Linked DNA regions of Homo sapiens: region 1 is linked to region 2. A link is an interaction called in ENCODE POLR2A ChIA-PET data of the cell type or tissue named here. Cell type or tissue: A673. All regions are shown on one strand.

Region 1 (8,000 bases), 1.5 Mb before region 2:
ATAAAGTATGTCTTCATTTCTAAAATTGTTTTTCATGTCTTATCTCTTTTTTCTTGTACAATTTCACCAAAGGTTTGCTTATCTTATATTTATATATTTGTTTTTGACTTCTTTAATTTCTGTTTATTTTATTTTATTTTTTTTTGAGACAGAGTCTCGCTCTGTCACCCAGGCTGGAGTGCAGTGATGCGATCTTGGCTCACTGCAACCTCCACCTCCTGGGTTCAAGTGATTCTCCTGCCTCAGCCTCCCTAGTAGCTGGGACAACAGGTGCGTGTGCACGCCACCACACCCTGCTAATTTTTTTGTATTTTTAGTAGAGACAGGGTTTCACCATGTTGGCCAGGGTGGTCTGGAACTCCTGACCTCAAGTGATCCGCCTGCCTCAGCCTCCCAAAGTGCTGGGATTATAAGTGTAAGCCACCGTGCCTTGCCTAGTTCTGTTGTTATTGTTCTATTTTCTTAACTTTAGTACTTAACACATTAGTTTCAGCCTTTCTGTTTTTCCAACATAAAGATTTAAGGCTACAAATTTCTCCTTGTGTACTATGTTTACTATATTCCACAAATTTCCATAGATTACAAATTTCAAATAATATTCAATATTTTATTACAATTCAATTTTAAGGATTTTCTGATTTCTTATGGTATCTTCTTTGACCAATTTAAAAGTGTTTTACATTTTCAATTATTTTTTATATACCCTTTAATTATGTTGTAGACATACAATGTGGTGTGTATGTTACTGGCTCTTTTGTATTTGAGACTTTTTTTTCTCTTTTTTTTTGAGACAGAGTCTCACTCTGTCGCCCAGGCTGGAGTGCAGTGGCATGCTGATGGCCCACTGCAGCCTCAACCTCCTGGGCTCAAGCGATCCTCCCACCTCAGTCTCCCAAGCAGCTGGAACTACAGGCATGTGCCACTAGGCCTGACTGATTTTTAAATTTTTTTTGTAGAGATGGGGTTTTGCCATGTTACCCAGACTGGTCTCAAATGCCTGGGCTCAAGTGATCTGCCAGCGTCGGCCTCCCAAAGTGCTGTGATGACAGGCATGAGCCACTGTGCCAGGCCTGTATTTGAGACTTCGTTTGAAACTTTAGAAGGTGGTTAATATCTCTAAAGGCTCCATATGTGCTTGAGGAAAAAAAAAAAAACCTAGTCGTTCGGTTAAATTTTTTTTTTTTTTTGAGACAGAGTTTCACTCTTGTTGCCCAGGCTGGAGTGCAATGGTGCAATCTCGGCTCACCGCAACCTCCACCTCCCGGGTTCAAATGATTCTCCTGCTTCAGCCTCCCAAGTAGCTGGGATTACAGGCATGTGCCACCACACCCAACTAATTTTGTATTTTTAGTAGAGACGGGGTTTCTCCATGTTGGTCAGGCTGGTCTCAAACTCCCGACCTCAGGTGATCTGTCCGCCTCGGCCTCCCAAAGTGCTGGGATTACAGGCGTGAGCCACTGTGCCCAGCCAGGTTAAATCTATTAAATCAAACCTGTTAATTGTGTTGTTCAAAACAAACACACAAAAAACTACTTGCATGCTTTTGTATTTGAGACTTTTTTCTCTCTTTTTTTGAGACAGTGTCTCACTCTGTCGCCCAGGCTGGAGTGCAGCCCTTTTTTCAAGAAAAATATAACCTACTTGAAGGCTGCACAGGACATAGCTTGGAGAAGAGAGAGGCTGAAGGCAGAGAGACCAGTCAGGGGTGGGGAAGAGGAGTATAAGCCTTATCTGAGGAAGAATGCTAGAACGTAGGGGCTTAAGGGGAAAGCAGGGATGGAGGACCACTCTAGGTTGGAGGTCAGCTTTAAGCATGTTGTAGGGCACCAAGGAAAGATATCTAGTAGGCAGAGGGGTATGTAGGAGAGGCCTGGGTTGCAGTCTTAGATCTACGCATGATGCTGATGGCTGAAGTCATGTGCAAGGACAAAAATCACTAGAGTGCAGTGAGAAAAGGGCCAGAAATTGTGGTCTGAGACACTCCTGAATTGTAAATCAGACATTCAGTAACCTGCTCTATTAATACACATATGACTATGTCTCACCTTTTTAAGGATTTATCAGTGGCCTAAGGGGTATGACTAAGTTCTACCTCGCGACCATTGTCAGCCTAGTCCAAAACGTCTATCCTCCTTCTGTCATCATGCCCACCAGGCATCCCTTTTTCTCTTGGGCATTGTTCAGTGTTCCAGGCCCCTTTTGACTAAGAAGGTAAAACTTAACCCCAACTCAGTTCATCCCAGAGCAGATTATAGCCAGTGGAAAGTGCAGGGGGCAGGTGGCACTACAAACAACCCTGATCTACTTGACTGTTTTGCCTGCCACCTGGCCTGTCCCAGGATGAAGTCATTCCTTTTCAGCATGCAGGTTTCAATGGGCTGGATTTCTGGGCCATTCACTGGCCTCACTTCCACCCCACGCAGATGATGGAACGGTAGGACTGTGATAGTGCTGCTGGGTGGAGAGGAGATCACACCCAGGAGGGGCCGAGGTTAGACATCAGGAAGGACTTTGCTGGTTTCACCTGGGCAAGATTATATGAGAGGTCAATGTCCCAGGAGGCTTGGGATCCCTGAGGATGTGAAAAGAGAAGACAAGAGTTGTGTCCAAAATAGGGGAGGAAGGTGGAACACATTTGCATTATGGTGCCACACCACATGATGCCTTGTATTTTTCCGTTCCCTTCACTGACTGGGAACTCTCATAGGGAGCGGAGGGAGAGAGAGAAGAGAGAGAAATATAATTATATTTACCTAGTGCTTTGCAGCTTACAGAATGTTTTTCCATCCTTTAACCTTTCAGATTCAATTTTGTGGAGTAAAATGAGCATAGCAATAGTCATCACTTTACAGGGTTATTGGGAAATCAGATAAGGCCATGTAAGACACTGAGTACAGGGGTGGCTGGACCAAGTAGCGTTGTTATTCACTATCTCAGTGAATAACAAGTTTCACGACCCACGCGGTTGTCAGGGCAAGTGTGACTATCCCTGCCTTACAGATGAGTGGCGCCGCGACGGAACAAGCCTGGCTCAAGGTCACCCGGACACGGGGCAGTGGCGTGGGTCTGTCTGACACGCAGTCTGGTCACCCACCCGCCAGGACGCAGAAGCGCAGAGCAGTGGGGCCTGACGCCCGCCAGGGGGCGCGCGGGCCGGGTGACATCACCCCCTCCGCTCCTCGCGGCGGGATGGGGCAGGGGCCTGGTCCCCGTCGCACCTCTCGCCGCCCCCAGCCCCACGGTTCTCGGCTGTCCGCGAGGCTTAGGGACCCGCGTGGTGGTTCACGCTGGAAATATCTGGAGTAGGGGAAGTGAGGCTTTGGTCTCGAAGCTTCCGGGGACTGGAGAGGCGGGGGAGGGGAATGAACGCAGGTGGGAAGGAGCCTGGAATAGGCTAGGTGGGGGAACGTGGGGTGCGGGGAGGGCCATCCTGAGGCTCATCCTGGTAACTGATAGCGCCACGTAGCTCTGGGGACCTCACCTCCTGCATCCATGCTCTCCCGCACTTAATTTCCTTAAGTCAACACATATGTCATCCCCTGGTAAGGACGAGGAGGCGGGCCTAGGGGAGGAGTGACTAATCCGGGATCACAGCTGGTACAGGGCAAGCCCAGGAGAGAGGACGGAGGCCTTCGTGGGGCCCTGCTGACTCACATTTAGCGGTCACCCTGCAGTCTGTTGCCAGAATGCCAACTTGCTCACTTCCAGCGAGCACCAGGACTGCCAAGGCTGCAGAGGGCTCCGAGTGGGCACGTCCTCTCCCCGAGAGCATCTACACAGGAAGCCAGGTCATACCGAGATGGGCTGGAGGGGTCCAGCCCGGACATAAGGCCATTGATGAGGTTGGGGCCAGAGGGAGTTGGGCGCTGCCCATTTCCACCCTCAGTGCCAACCTGCCCCAGGAAACAGTTGGTCCCCAAGGGTTTGGGGGGACACTGCCAACCTGACCTCTGAGTCAGATCTGCTGGCTGACCTGGGGACTGCCACTCTTCCTGTGTGTGAAGACTTGGCTTCCAGGCAGGGCTTGCTGGACAAACAGGCTATTTCCTTAAGGTGGCTGCATTTTTCTGTTTACAACCATTTTGAATCACTGTCATAGTTTAACTCTAGTTAAACTTTAATTGGCGGCCAGGCGCGGTCATGCCTGTAATCTCAGCACTTTGGGAGGCAGAGGCGGGCGGATCATGAGGTCAGGAGTTCGAGACCAGCCTGGCCAACGTGGTGAAACCCCGTCTGTATTAAAAATACAAAAAATAGTCAGGTGTGGTGGTGCACGTCTGTAATCCCAGCTACTCAGGAGGTGGAGGCTGCAGTAGATCTTGGTGGGGCCAAAAAAAAAAAAACTTTGGCCAGGCATGATGTCTCACGCCTGTAATCCCAGCACTTTCGGAGGCCAAGGCAGGAGGATCACCTGAGGTCGGCAGTTTGAGACAAGCCTGACCAACATGGTAAAACCCCATCTCTACTAAAAATACAAAATTAGCCGGGCATGGTGACGCATGCCTGTAATCCCAGCTACTTGGGAGGCTGAGGCAGGAGAATTGCTTGAACCCAGGAGGCAGAGGTTGTGGTGAGCTGAGATCGTGCCATTGCACTCCAGTCTGGGCAACAAGAGCGAAACTCCGTCCCACCCCCAACCGCCAAAAAAAAAAAAAAAAAAAAACTTTTGGGTTCTCCTATCACACGCTCTCTGAGCCCTGGCTTTATATTGCCTCCACCATGGTCTTTCCATATTCATCTCAAAGAATAGATATACAGATACATTCTGACTCAAAGATTATACCTGAGGCTTCATTTCTATTTTCCAGGATGGCTAATTTACTACGGCTCTTAGCTTTTCAACTCTTTAAAGCCCCAACATTTCATCATAAAACATTAAACAAGAGGGACATTCCTGTGTTGCAATGGCAGCCACTCCAGGGACAGCAGCTGAATATTGACTGTTTTGAGCAGAAATGTGACACGGAAGGTGATGACCAGCAGCAAGTGAGGGCAGCCAGGGATACCTGGAGGATTTTCATGCTCAGACCTCTCTACCTTACAGGCAGCAAGGTGCTAGCAGGAAAGTGGAGGATCCAGAGGAGGCCCCTGCTCCCCAAAGGGCAGGGGCCTGCGAGCGCCCACTTGGGGTCGGGAGCCATCCCTGCAGCTGGGTGGGCAGGAGACCTTAGGAGCTGCTTTTCCTAACCTCCTCACCCCTTCCAGGTTTACCTGTGAAAACACTGAGGTCAGGAGAATGAAGAGACTGACATTTTTTAGCATTTGTGTTTTAAAATTTTGGGGAGAAAATATTCTAGTAATTTCCTTCAACATCAATTTAAGTACAGGAAGGGAGAAAGGAACGGTATCCTTAATAGTTTTTCCTCTCAAATTAGTGCTGGGGTTGAGAGGAACCTACTTAACATCCCCATCTCTATCCCAGGGTCACAAGCAAGGCGTGCTACCACACGGCTGGAGTGGGGCATGTGAAGACTGTAGAGATGAATTCCGCCTTGGGATAAGCATGTGCTGTCAAGCCAATATTTTCCAAGTACCTCTGGGAGGCAGGTATGACATAGCTTGAAAAGCCAAAACAGGAGTAAAAAGTACACCTTAACCTAAAAAACATGACAGCGTGGTAGCTGGAGTAAGATAAGAACATGATAGAAAAGTCACAAAATTATGAAAGCTCTGAGGTGCAAAGAAATTGCACAAACTGGCTGTTGGTGGTGGAGGATCAGAAAACGCTCAGGACACAGGCGCATGCTCCAGAGAACAAGCAGCGCCTGCTAGATTCACTTTCAGATTATTCTTGTGGCCATGTGTGGGATGGACTGGAAGAGACCTGGAAGCCCCAGTGGGCCAGGCAGGAGGTGGTAAAGCAACCTCAGGAAGAAATACAGAATCCTGAGGCACTGCTGGTGCTGAGGAAGGAAACCAATAGGGTTCTTTGGGGTTGGGTACAACGGAGGACTGAGGACGAGAAAGAGCTCAGGTTTGTATGTTCAGCTTGACTCACTGCCAAACAGCACTGCAGACTGGGGGAAGGATACTCAGGGAACCCCTCAGCTTTTGAGCCTGATCCAAAAGGAATACCTTGTTTTCCAGCACCGCAGATAAATACTCTGGTCTGACAAATGATTAATAGCACATGAACTTCAGTTCCCAGTGCCCTGGTATACTTAGCTACCCCATTAGGGCTTCAGAGCTCATCAAAGAGCCTTAAAAATGCGCTAACAGCCCTTAATGAGGCCTGAAGTTCTCAATTAAATTAAACTCCAGTGAGAAAGGAAGCGCTGACAAAGGTGCCAACTCTGTAGCCATCTGCTGGCCAGGGCTGAGTGAGCAGCCTGCGCTGAGAATTCAGGAATGTCTTCTGCTTTCTGGGAGGAGTCTGAGACTTGTGGGAGGGTAAGGAATGCAGATTGCAGGGGTGCTGCACTGTGGCCAGAGCTCTGGTCTCACTTCCAGTCAGGTCATTCTTGAGATGGGGGTCCCAGTGGTAGGGCCTTCTCCACTGAGACACTCATAGTTCCATAACAACCCACCCCTCCCTAGGCCAGAGTTTGTGTTGAGAAGGGAAGGGTTGGTTTCACTGTGCAGACACACAGGGCCCTTGTTCCCCAGGAAGTCTGGCAGGCTGAGCTTTGGTGTTAAGGCTGGGTGCCAGGTAGGGGAGAACCCTCAGGCCTCGGCCTCTTCCTGCCTGGTGGTATGGGAGTATGGCCAGGAGCTGGCCAGTTTTGCAGAGTTCATTGCTGGGGCTGGGGACAGAGTGGAGGGGCTGGCAGTGAAGACAAAGGAAAGATGGGGAGCTATCTCCATCCTCTGTCCTATGAAAGAAAGAATGAAGCAGCAAAGAAAAACCCGTTCTTAGTCTTGGCTAACAGTCTTGGTGTTCTGGTTCCAGGCCTGTCCCTCCCCTGTGGCCCCAGCAGGGGGCATTGCAGCCCCTCTGAGGCCAAGAGGACTACTCCCCCCTCCTCCCCCTTGGACCCAGGTCCAGTCCTGGCCAGGGCCCAGCTGGGTCATGCTCATCTCCCAGACTCAGGCTGCCAGCCCTCTACCCACTCCAGGGCATGAAGCCACGGCTGGAGGACACAGGGAGCCATGGAGAAAAAAACAAGAAAGGTTTATTTAAATCAGAGAGCCTCTGAAGGCACCTGGTTTCTGTCAAATATATTTTTAAAAAAGGCAGTAACGTGGCAACTGTACAGGGTGCATGATGGGTAAGAACTGGGCATGGGGAGTTGGGAGGGGGACATGGAGAGAACACAGAGGAGGAGGCGCAGGGGAGAATGGAGTATATCAGGTCAAACCATACAACGGTCAGACCCAGCTCCTAGCCACCCCAGGACAGGCAGACAGTCTGACAGACACGGACGCAGACACACAGACACATACACAGAGACACACGTGTTCTCCAAGCCCAAGAGCCTCCACTGGCCTGCACAAGCAGGGATCAGTCAGAGCCAAGAGTGGAGAAACTCAAGCAAATGCCGAGGCTACACCCCGTCCCTCGACTCTGAGCCCCAAACCCACAATGTCCCCACTGTCCGTCCAGAGGCTCCCTCCCCAGGGCCTGGAGATCCGGGCCCAGCACACGCCGTGGAAAGCAGAAGTCAGTTAGAAGAAAAAACCGCCAGACCACTCAGGATCACCCCTGGCAGAAGGAAGGGGCAGGAGGCAGACAGGGAGGGAGGCAGGCAGTCCTTCTGTCCATCCTTTGTCACACAATTGCCCGGAACAGGAAGGAGAAAACAGCCCCCAGTGCCAGACCCAGACACAGGAAGAAGGCCATGATGGCTCCTGCGGTCTCTGCCTCAGCTGGCTTCACTTTCCTAAGCGGGGAAGGAAGGGCAAGGCTACCTCAGAATGGCTGTACCCCAGCCCAGAGCCTCTGGGTGGAAGGAGGGGTGGGGTGGAGCAACTTGACTGTCGAACCTCATTCTGTTGATCAACCCATCCTGGCTGCCTAACCCCAACCTGGCTTCTCCTCCTTGAGGGAACGTGTATGGTGG
Region 2 (8,000 bases):
AAGCATGTGCACATGGGGAGAAAAAGCCAGGTGCCCCAGCCCACAGCCAGCACCAAGGCCCCAGATGTGTGAGTGAAGCCATCTTGGAGGCTCCAGTACCAGTTGAACCCACAGAATTGTGAGAAATTATTGCTGTGTAAGCCAGTAAGCAGTAAGTTTTGGGGTGAGTTGTTACCCAACAATCAGTAACTCAGACTTACGTATAGAAAAAAAAAAAGATCTCTGGGGCAATAAAAACCTCATTTTGGGCCATCCTAAACATGAGGTGTTTGGGATAGTAGATAGTTACATGGAAACATCTAGAAAGCAGTTGGAAGATCAGGTCTGGGCTCAAGAGAGAGGCAGAGGGAGGAGCTGGGGATCTGAGAGTCAATCAGCACATGAACAGGACTTGGCACCCTGGGAGAAGGTAAGCTTGCCAAAGGAGGTGAGAGGAACAAGAAAAGAAATAGAATTCTGGCCTCACTTATATTTAAGGGATGGACACAGAGAAGTTTATCAGGGATGAATAAAGAACCAAGAAAGAACCAGGGAGATAAATTCCTGCTGTGAGAAGAAGGGGTAATCAAATACTTAGGGCTACAAAGAGCGATGCATTTGAAAATTAGGAAGGAATGGGAATAGGGCAATTTCCGTTTCAAATACAATGGCAGGGGCAGAAGTCGGATAAGTGGCTAAGGAGGGAATGACGATTGAGAAACTGGACACAGCAAATGTAGACTATTGTTTTAAAAGTCTATTGTTAGGGGAAGAAAGTTAGAACATCACTTGGGTGGATGATAGGACAAAAGGTAAATTGTTTTAAGTTGAGGAAACTTGCTTGCTGAGAGGAGATGCCAAAGAAAAGAGAGATTAAAAATCCTGAAGAAAGAGGTGACTGGGCCGGGCGCGGTGGCTCACGCCTGTAATCCTAACACTTTGGGAGGCCGAGATGGGTGGATTTCCTGAGCTCAGGAGTTCAAGACCAACCTGGGCAACACGGTGAAACCCCATCTCTACTAAAATACAAAAAAAAAATTAGCCGGGCGTGGCGGCGTGCGCCTGTAATCCCAGCTACTTGGGATGCTGAAGCAGGAGAATCGCTTGAACCCAGGAGGCGGAGGTTGCAGTGAGCTGAGATCACGCCATTGCACTCCAGCCTGGGCAACAGAGCAAGACTCCATCTCAAAAAAAAAAAAAAAAGAAAGAGGTGACTGGTGGCTCGAGGTCCCAGGCAATGGAAGGAAGAGGACAGAGAACCCTGGTGGGAGCTTTGCCCTGAGTGAGAAGGAGAGAGACAAAGAGGTGGGTCTTCACAGATAAGTTAGAAGTGAGAGGGGAGGCATGTGGAGGTCCTATCTGGCCACCTCTTTTCTGTGAAGAGTAGGTAAGGTCATCTGCTGACAGGCAGTGAGGGTCTTGGGGAGAATGGTGTTCACTTCTAAAGAGTTTTATAGGAAATGCATGAGGGGCTGCAGGAGTCAAGCCCAGACTCTTCAGAGACACCACCTTCCAGGGATACCCCAGCTCCTGAGGAGTAGGCTCTTCACATGAGCTTTTCCCCTCTGACCTGCCCCAAATCCCATTGTCTTCTCTTGAGCTGGTCTCCTGCTTAGATTGCCCCACCTGGGAAGCTCTCATTCATTCCCAACTTCATTCTCCAAGTATTTGCTCAACATCCACACCATACCCAGCCCCATTTCTCTGGACAACACTCTCCCTATTCCCCCAGGGTTTTCAAACCTTCTGCACACTTTCCAGACCCCCTACCTCCACCCTTTTCTCCTCATACTCAGCATGAGACCTCACTGTCTGCTTTATAGAGGACGCAGAAACTATCAGAGTCATCTACCAACTACCATACATTTTCCTGCACCTGTACTCCCCTTTTCCTTTTCTATAAAGAAATGCTGATGCGGCATTTTAAAATTGCAGTTTAACTTAGGGAGGTCTTGATCAGCTGTTTTTGCTTTTGTTTAGAGACAGGGTCTCGTTTTGTTGCCCAGGCTGAAGTGCAGTGGCACGATCATGGCTCACTGCAGCCCCAACTCCTGGGATCAAGCGAGCTTCCTACCTCAGCCTCCTGAATAGCTGCAACTATAGGTGCATGCCACCATGCCCAGACAATTTTTTAAAACATTTTTTTGTAGAGACAGGGTCTCACTATGTTGCCCAGGCTGGTCTCAAACTCTTAGCCTCAAGCAATCCTTTTGCCCCAGCCTTCCAAAGTGCTGGCATTACAGGCATGAACTGCCATGCCCAGCCTTGATCAGCACATTTTAAATGCAATAAATAGAATAGAAAATAGGGTCCACTGCACATAGTAAGAGTATTTATTGTTTCTTAAAACATCTGTTTCAATTATGACACATCTGTTACTATGAGTTGACGTCAAAAAGTCTATGTATGGCACGGTGGCTCACACCTGTAATCCCAGCACTTTGGGAGGCCGAGATGGGCGGATCACAAGGTCAGGAGATCCAGACCATCCTGACTAACACAGTGAAACCCCGTCTCTACTAAAAATACAAAAAAATTAGCCAGGCGTGGTGGCGGGCGCCTGTAGTCCCAGCTACTCGGGAGGCTGAGACAGGAGAATGGCATGAACTCGGGAGGTGGAGCTTGCAGTGAGCCCAGATTGTGCCACTACACTCCAGCCTGGGCAACAGAGCAAGACTCCGTCTCAAAAAAAAAAAAAAAGTTTCTGTATGTTAGCAAATTCTCATTAAAAACTTCAAACACGGCCTGTAATCCCAGCACTTTGGGAAGTGCTCATGCCTTCCCATGAAGTGTAGTGGCTCATGCCTGTAATCCCAGCACTTTGGGAAGTGCTCATGCCTTCCCATGAAGTGTAGTGGCTCATGCCTGTAATCCCAGCACTTTGGGAAGTGCTCATGCCTTCCCATGAAGTGTAGTGGCTCATGCCTGTAATCCCAGCACTTTGGGAAGTGCTCATGCCTTCTCATGAAGTGTAGGGGCTCGTGCCTGTAATCCCAGCACTTTGGGAAGCTGAGGCGGGCAGATCACCTAAGGTCAGGAGTTCAAGACCAGCCTGGCCAACATGGTGAAACCCCATCTCTACTAAAAATACAAAAATTAGCTGGGTGTGGTGGCGCACACCTGTAATCCCAGCTACTCAGGAGGCTGAGGAAGGAGAATCACTTGAACCCAGGAGGCGGGGGTTGCACTGAGCCAAGGTCGTGCCACCGCACTCCAGCCTTGGTGACAGAGTGAGACCCTGTCTGAAAAAAAACAAACAAGTTCAAACAACAGTGCAATAGAGAGGATGTCCCTCCTCCTATCTATAACTACTCCTTGCACCTGTGTTTTAAGTACCATTTCCTCCAGCTTTTCCAGGACCCTTACGTGCTTTATGTCTTCTCTCTTGTTAATTCCTACTCATGCTTTCCCGTTCAGCTCAACCCCCTCTGAAGCTTTCCATGACCATCCCAACAAGGCAACCCCCACCACTAGTGGGCTCCTTGTAACTCTTTCTTTTATAGCAATGATTGGCCAAGTGTAGTAGCTCATGCCTGTAATCCCAGCACTTTGGAAGGCCGAGGCAGGAGGATCCCTTGAAGCCAAGAGTTCAAGACCAGACTGGGCAACACAGCAAGACCCTGTCTCTACAAAAACATTTAAAAATCAGGCCAGGCATGGTGGCTCATGCCTGTAATCCTAGCACCTTGGGAGGGTGAGGTGGATGGATCACCTGAGGTCAGGAGTTCGAGACCAGCCTGGCCAACATGGTGAAACCAGTCTCTACTAAAAATACAAAAAATTAGCCAGGCATGGTGGCAAGTGCCTGTCGTCCCAGCTACTCGGCAGGCTGAGGCAGCAGAATCACTTGAACTTGGGAGGCGGAGGTTGCAGTGAGCCGAGATTGCACCACTGCACTCTAGCCTGGGTGACAGAGCAAAACTCCGTACCCCCCCAACCAAAAAAAAAAAAAAAAAAAAAAAGTCAGCTGGGGGCAGGGCACTGTGGCTCACACCTGTAATCCCAGCCCTTTGGGAAGCAGAGGCAGGTGGATCACCTAAGGTCAGGAGTTGGAGACTAGCTGGCCAACATGGCAAAACTCTGTTTCTACTAAAAATACAAAAATTAGCCACACATGGTGGTGTGTGCCTGTAATCCCAGCTACTAAGGAGGCTGGGGCAGGATAATTGCTTGAACCTGGGAGGTGGAGGCTGCAGTGAGTCAACATGGCGCCACTGCACTCCAGCCTGGGAAACAGTGAGACTCAATCTAAAAAAAAAAATTAGCTGGGCACGGTGGCATGCATCTGTAGTCCCAGCTACTCAGGAGGCTGAAATGGGAGAATTGCTTGAGCCCAGGAGTTTGAGGCTGCAGTGAGCTATAATTATGCCACTGCACTCCAGCTTGGGTGAGAGAGAGACCCAGTCTCAGCAAGCAAAGAACACATTTTACATGTTTTTGTGACTATTTGCCCAAATTAGGCCTTCTTAAGGAGGACAGGGACGATGTCTGTTTTTATCCACCTTGGCAGTCTTAGGGCCTCCCTGGCTCAGTGCTGGGCACAGTTAGTGCTTAATAAACAGATGTTTAGATAAATAAACACGTGCCAGCCTATGTGCTAGACGTTAAGTGTACAATGATGAAAAAAGTTTCAGAAGGTCAAGGGCGTTGAGGCAGAGGAGAGCGCCAGGGGCAAAGGCAGAAGGAAAAGGCTGCTCCTGTCCTGCTTCCCAACAACAGGACCTGCCTGCACAACTGTCACCTTTCACTGTCTTCCTGCCAGAAAGTAGCCAAGGTAGGAAGATTTGCCTAACATTTGATAATTTTGATGTGCACAGCTCTTTAATGAATGCTTTACATCCCATATATAGTCAAGACTTGCTGAAAGATGAATAGGTGATGCTTCTTTCTGGCATCAAACTACTAGAAAAAGGGGCTTGGCCGGGCGCGGTGACTCATGCCTGTAATCCCAGCACTTTGGGAAGCTGAGGCGGGCGGATCATCTGAGGTCAGGAGTTCAAGACCAGCCTGACCAACATGGAGAAACCCCGTCTCTACTAAAAATACAAAATTAGCCCGGCATGGTGGCGCATGCCTATAATCCCAGCCTCTTGGGAGGCTGAGGCAGGAAAATCGCTTGAACCCAGGAGGCGGGGGTTGCGGTGAGCCAAGATCATGCCACTGCACTCCAGCCTGGGCAACAAGGGCAAAACTCCGTCTCAAAAAAAAAAAAAAAAAAAAGAAAAGAAAGAAAAAGGGTCCTTTTATTTGCCTGGGTGTGGCTGGTATCTTCCACCAGTGCAGGGTCCCTGACAAACTCCAGAGAACACCGAAGGGCCTATTCCTTTATTGTTTACCATACCTAAAGACTGTTTTCCTTTGCTTAAATGCTTTCACTACTTACTTCTTGAGGCATGTAACTACAATCATGAGATTCCCTTTGTAACATTAAAAGATCAAATAAATACAACAGACGTTTAAAATTTAACAAATACTGTATAGAGATGCAACCAGCAAAATGCAGACTGTGGGAAACTCTACTGAACAAATGACCAAGCTGCTTCAACAAAACAATTTAGAGAAAAAGGAACCCACACAGTGAAAGTGATTTAAGGCTCTCCACCCAGGACACGGGTCCTCCCACGCCTGAGGCCAATGCTGCCAGGACCTTGGGGTTGGAGGGGGACTTGGCTGACCACATCTTTCAAATAAAGCTGTTTGTCTAACTAAAAAAAAAAAAAAGTGATTTAAGGGACACAATAACTAAATGCAGTGTATGGAACTTGTTTGGATCCTTATTCAAATAAAATAACTTTAAAAAAAGGAAACTGGGCAAGGGGAGGGGGAGCATTAGGACAAATACCTAATGCATACGGGGCTTAAAACCTAGATAACAGGTTGATAGGTGCAGCAAACCACCATGGCACATGTATACCGATGTAACAAAACTGCACATTCTGCACATGCATCCCAGAACTTAAAGTATTAAAAAAAAAAAAAAAAAAAAAAAAAAAAAAAGGCCGGGCGCGGTGGCTCACGCCTGTAATCCCAGCACTTTGGGAGGCTGAGGCAGGCGGATCATCTCAGGTCAGGAGTTCAAGACCAGCCTGGCCCAACATGGTGAAACCCCATCTGTACTAAAAATACAAAAAATTAGCCAGGCATGGTGGTGGGCACCTGTAATCCCAGCTACTCAGGAGGCTGAGGCATGAGAATCACTTGAACCCAGGAGGTGGAGGTTGCAGTAAGCCGAGATCGCGCCATTGCACTCCAGCCTGGGCGACAGAGCAAGACGTCGTCTTGAGAAAAAAGCAAACGTATATTATGGGATAATCAGATGTGAATATAGACTGGCAATCTGCTATTGAGAAAATATTTTCTATGCTTTTTTGGAGTGTGGTGACGGCAATGTGGCTGTCTTAAAAGGGAAGTGGCCAGGCGTGGGGGCTCACACCTGTAGTCCCAGCACTTCCAGGGGCCGAGGTGGGCAGATCACTTGAGCCCAAGAGTTTAAGACCAGCCTGGACAACACAGCAAAACCCTGTCTTTGCAAAAAAAAATACCAAATTTAGCTGGGAGTGGTGGTGCACACCTGTAGTGCCAGCTACTCAGGAGGCTAAGGTGGAAGGATCACTTCAGCCTGGGAGGTCAAGACTACAGTAAGCTGTGATTGCACCACTGCACTTTAGCCTAGGTGACAGAGTGAGACCCTGTCTCAATTTAAAAAAAAAGGGCCCAGGCACGGTGGCTCACACCTGTAATCCCAGAACCTTGGGAGGCAGAGGTGGGCAGAACATGAGGTCAGGAGTTCGAGACCAGCCTGGTCAACATAGTGAAACCCCGCCTCTACTAAAACTATATATATTAAAAAAAATTAGCCGGGCGTGGTGGTGGGCACCTGTAATCCTAGCTACTTGGGAGCCTGAGGCAGGAGAATCACTTGAACCTGGGAGGCAGAGGTTGCACAGAGCTGAGATCGTGCCACTGCACTCTGGCCTGGGCAACAGAGCGAGACTCTATCTCAAAAAAAAAAAAAAGGAACTCCCAATCTTTTAGAGGTATATAGTGAAATATTTATAGACAATAAAATATGAAATAATATAATATAAGGGATGGGCCAAAAAATAATCAGGGTGAGAGGTGGGGAAGTGACTAGGGCTTTACAGGAAACAAGATTCTCAGTTGGTAACTGTTTTTTAAAAAGTTATTATTATTTTTATTGATATATAATAATTGTACATATTTATGAGGTACATGTGATATTTTGATACATGCATATAATATGTAGTGGTCAAATTAGAATAATTGGGATATCTATTACTTCAAACATTTATCACTTCTTTGTGTTGGGAACATTTCAAATCCTTTCTTCTAGCTATTTTGAAATGTACAATACATTATTGTTAACTCGAATTAGGCTACTGTGCTATCTGACACTAGAACTTATTCCCTCTATCTAACTTGTGCCTTTGTGCCCTTTAACCAATCTCACTTCATCTCCCTCCACTTCCCAGCCTCTGGTAACTATCATTCTACACTCCAACTCCATATGATCAACTTTTTCAGTTCCCACATACGAGTGAGAACATGTGATATTTTTCTTTCTGTTCCTGGCTTATTTACTTAACATCAGTTGGCAGTTGTTGAAGCTGGGTGATGGGTATGTGAGTCCTTGGAACACTATTCTAATACCCTCTCCATGTTATATATGTTGGAAATTTTCAAAAAGTTAAAAGGGGGATCTAACAAATAGAACCATAAAGTATCTAAACTGTTGTTAAATAAACGGTAAAGTCCATAATACGTTAGAATTCTTTCATTTTTCAAGATGTCTACAAGAGAGCAGTACCTTGATTCACAAGCCCTTTGAGATATCATTGAAAGTAGGATGCAGAACTCAGAGCTGCTTGCCTTTTGCTACATTTCCCCCGTAATGCATTCCCCACTCTCCTTCCATCAAAACAGGCACTTACCTCTGACAAGCTGGGATATATTTCAAAGATGCATGCTGAATCCACTGCCCTCAAATGGCAGAGAGAGGA

The links. ChIA-PET counts read pairs that join two places held together with the same protein. Peaks named below come from ENCODE experiments on the same cell type or tissue, not always from the same donor. Only the 100,000 strongest peaks of a DNase experiment are listed, where the experiment ranks them.
Region 1: POLR2A ChIA-PET joins it to region 2 with 10 read pairs; 2 of 35 experiments call an interaction of 5 or more read pairs at or near these places.

The regions. Positions count from the first base shown.
Region 1 is chr6:44,233,237-44,241,236 of GRCh38, reverse strand. SLC29A1 (solute carrier family 29 member 1 (Augustine blood group)) reads right to left here. Exons shown (of 13, transcript NM_001372327.1): 13 at 7,095-7,820. The coding sequence ends at 7,709. Among named protein-coding and RNA genes, the nearest start is that of HSP90AB1, 9.9 kb to the left of the region's middle. RefSeq lists a silencer at 3,005-3,344. In A673, CTCF peaks have their summits at 2,920, 3,133 (motif pointing right), 6,282 (motif pointing left) and 6,917 (motif pointing right); DNase peaks (open chromatin) are centred at 3,156, 3,566, 6,306 and 6,936; H3K4me3 peaks cover 674 bases; H3K27ac peaks cover 1,902 bases.
Region 2 is chr6:42,748,854-42,756,853 of GRCh38, reverse strand. It overlaps a transcript of BICRAL not described here and the pseudogene LOC124901226. Among named protein-coding and RNA genes, the nearest start is that of TBCC, 6.8 kb to the right of the region's middle. In A673, no CTCF peak of the experiment used is centred here; no DNase peak of the experiment used is centred here.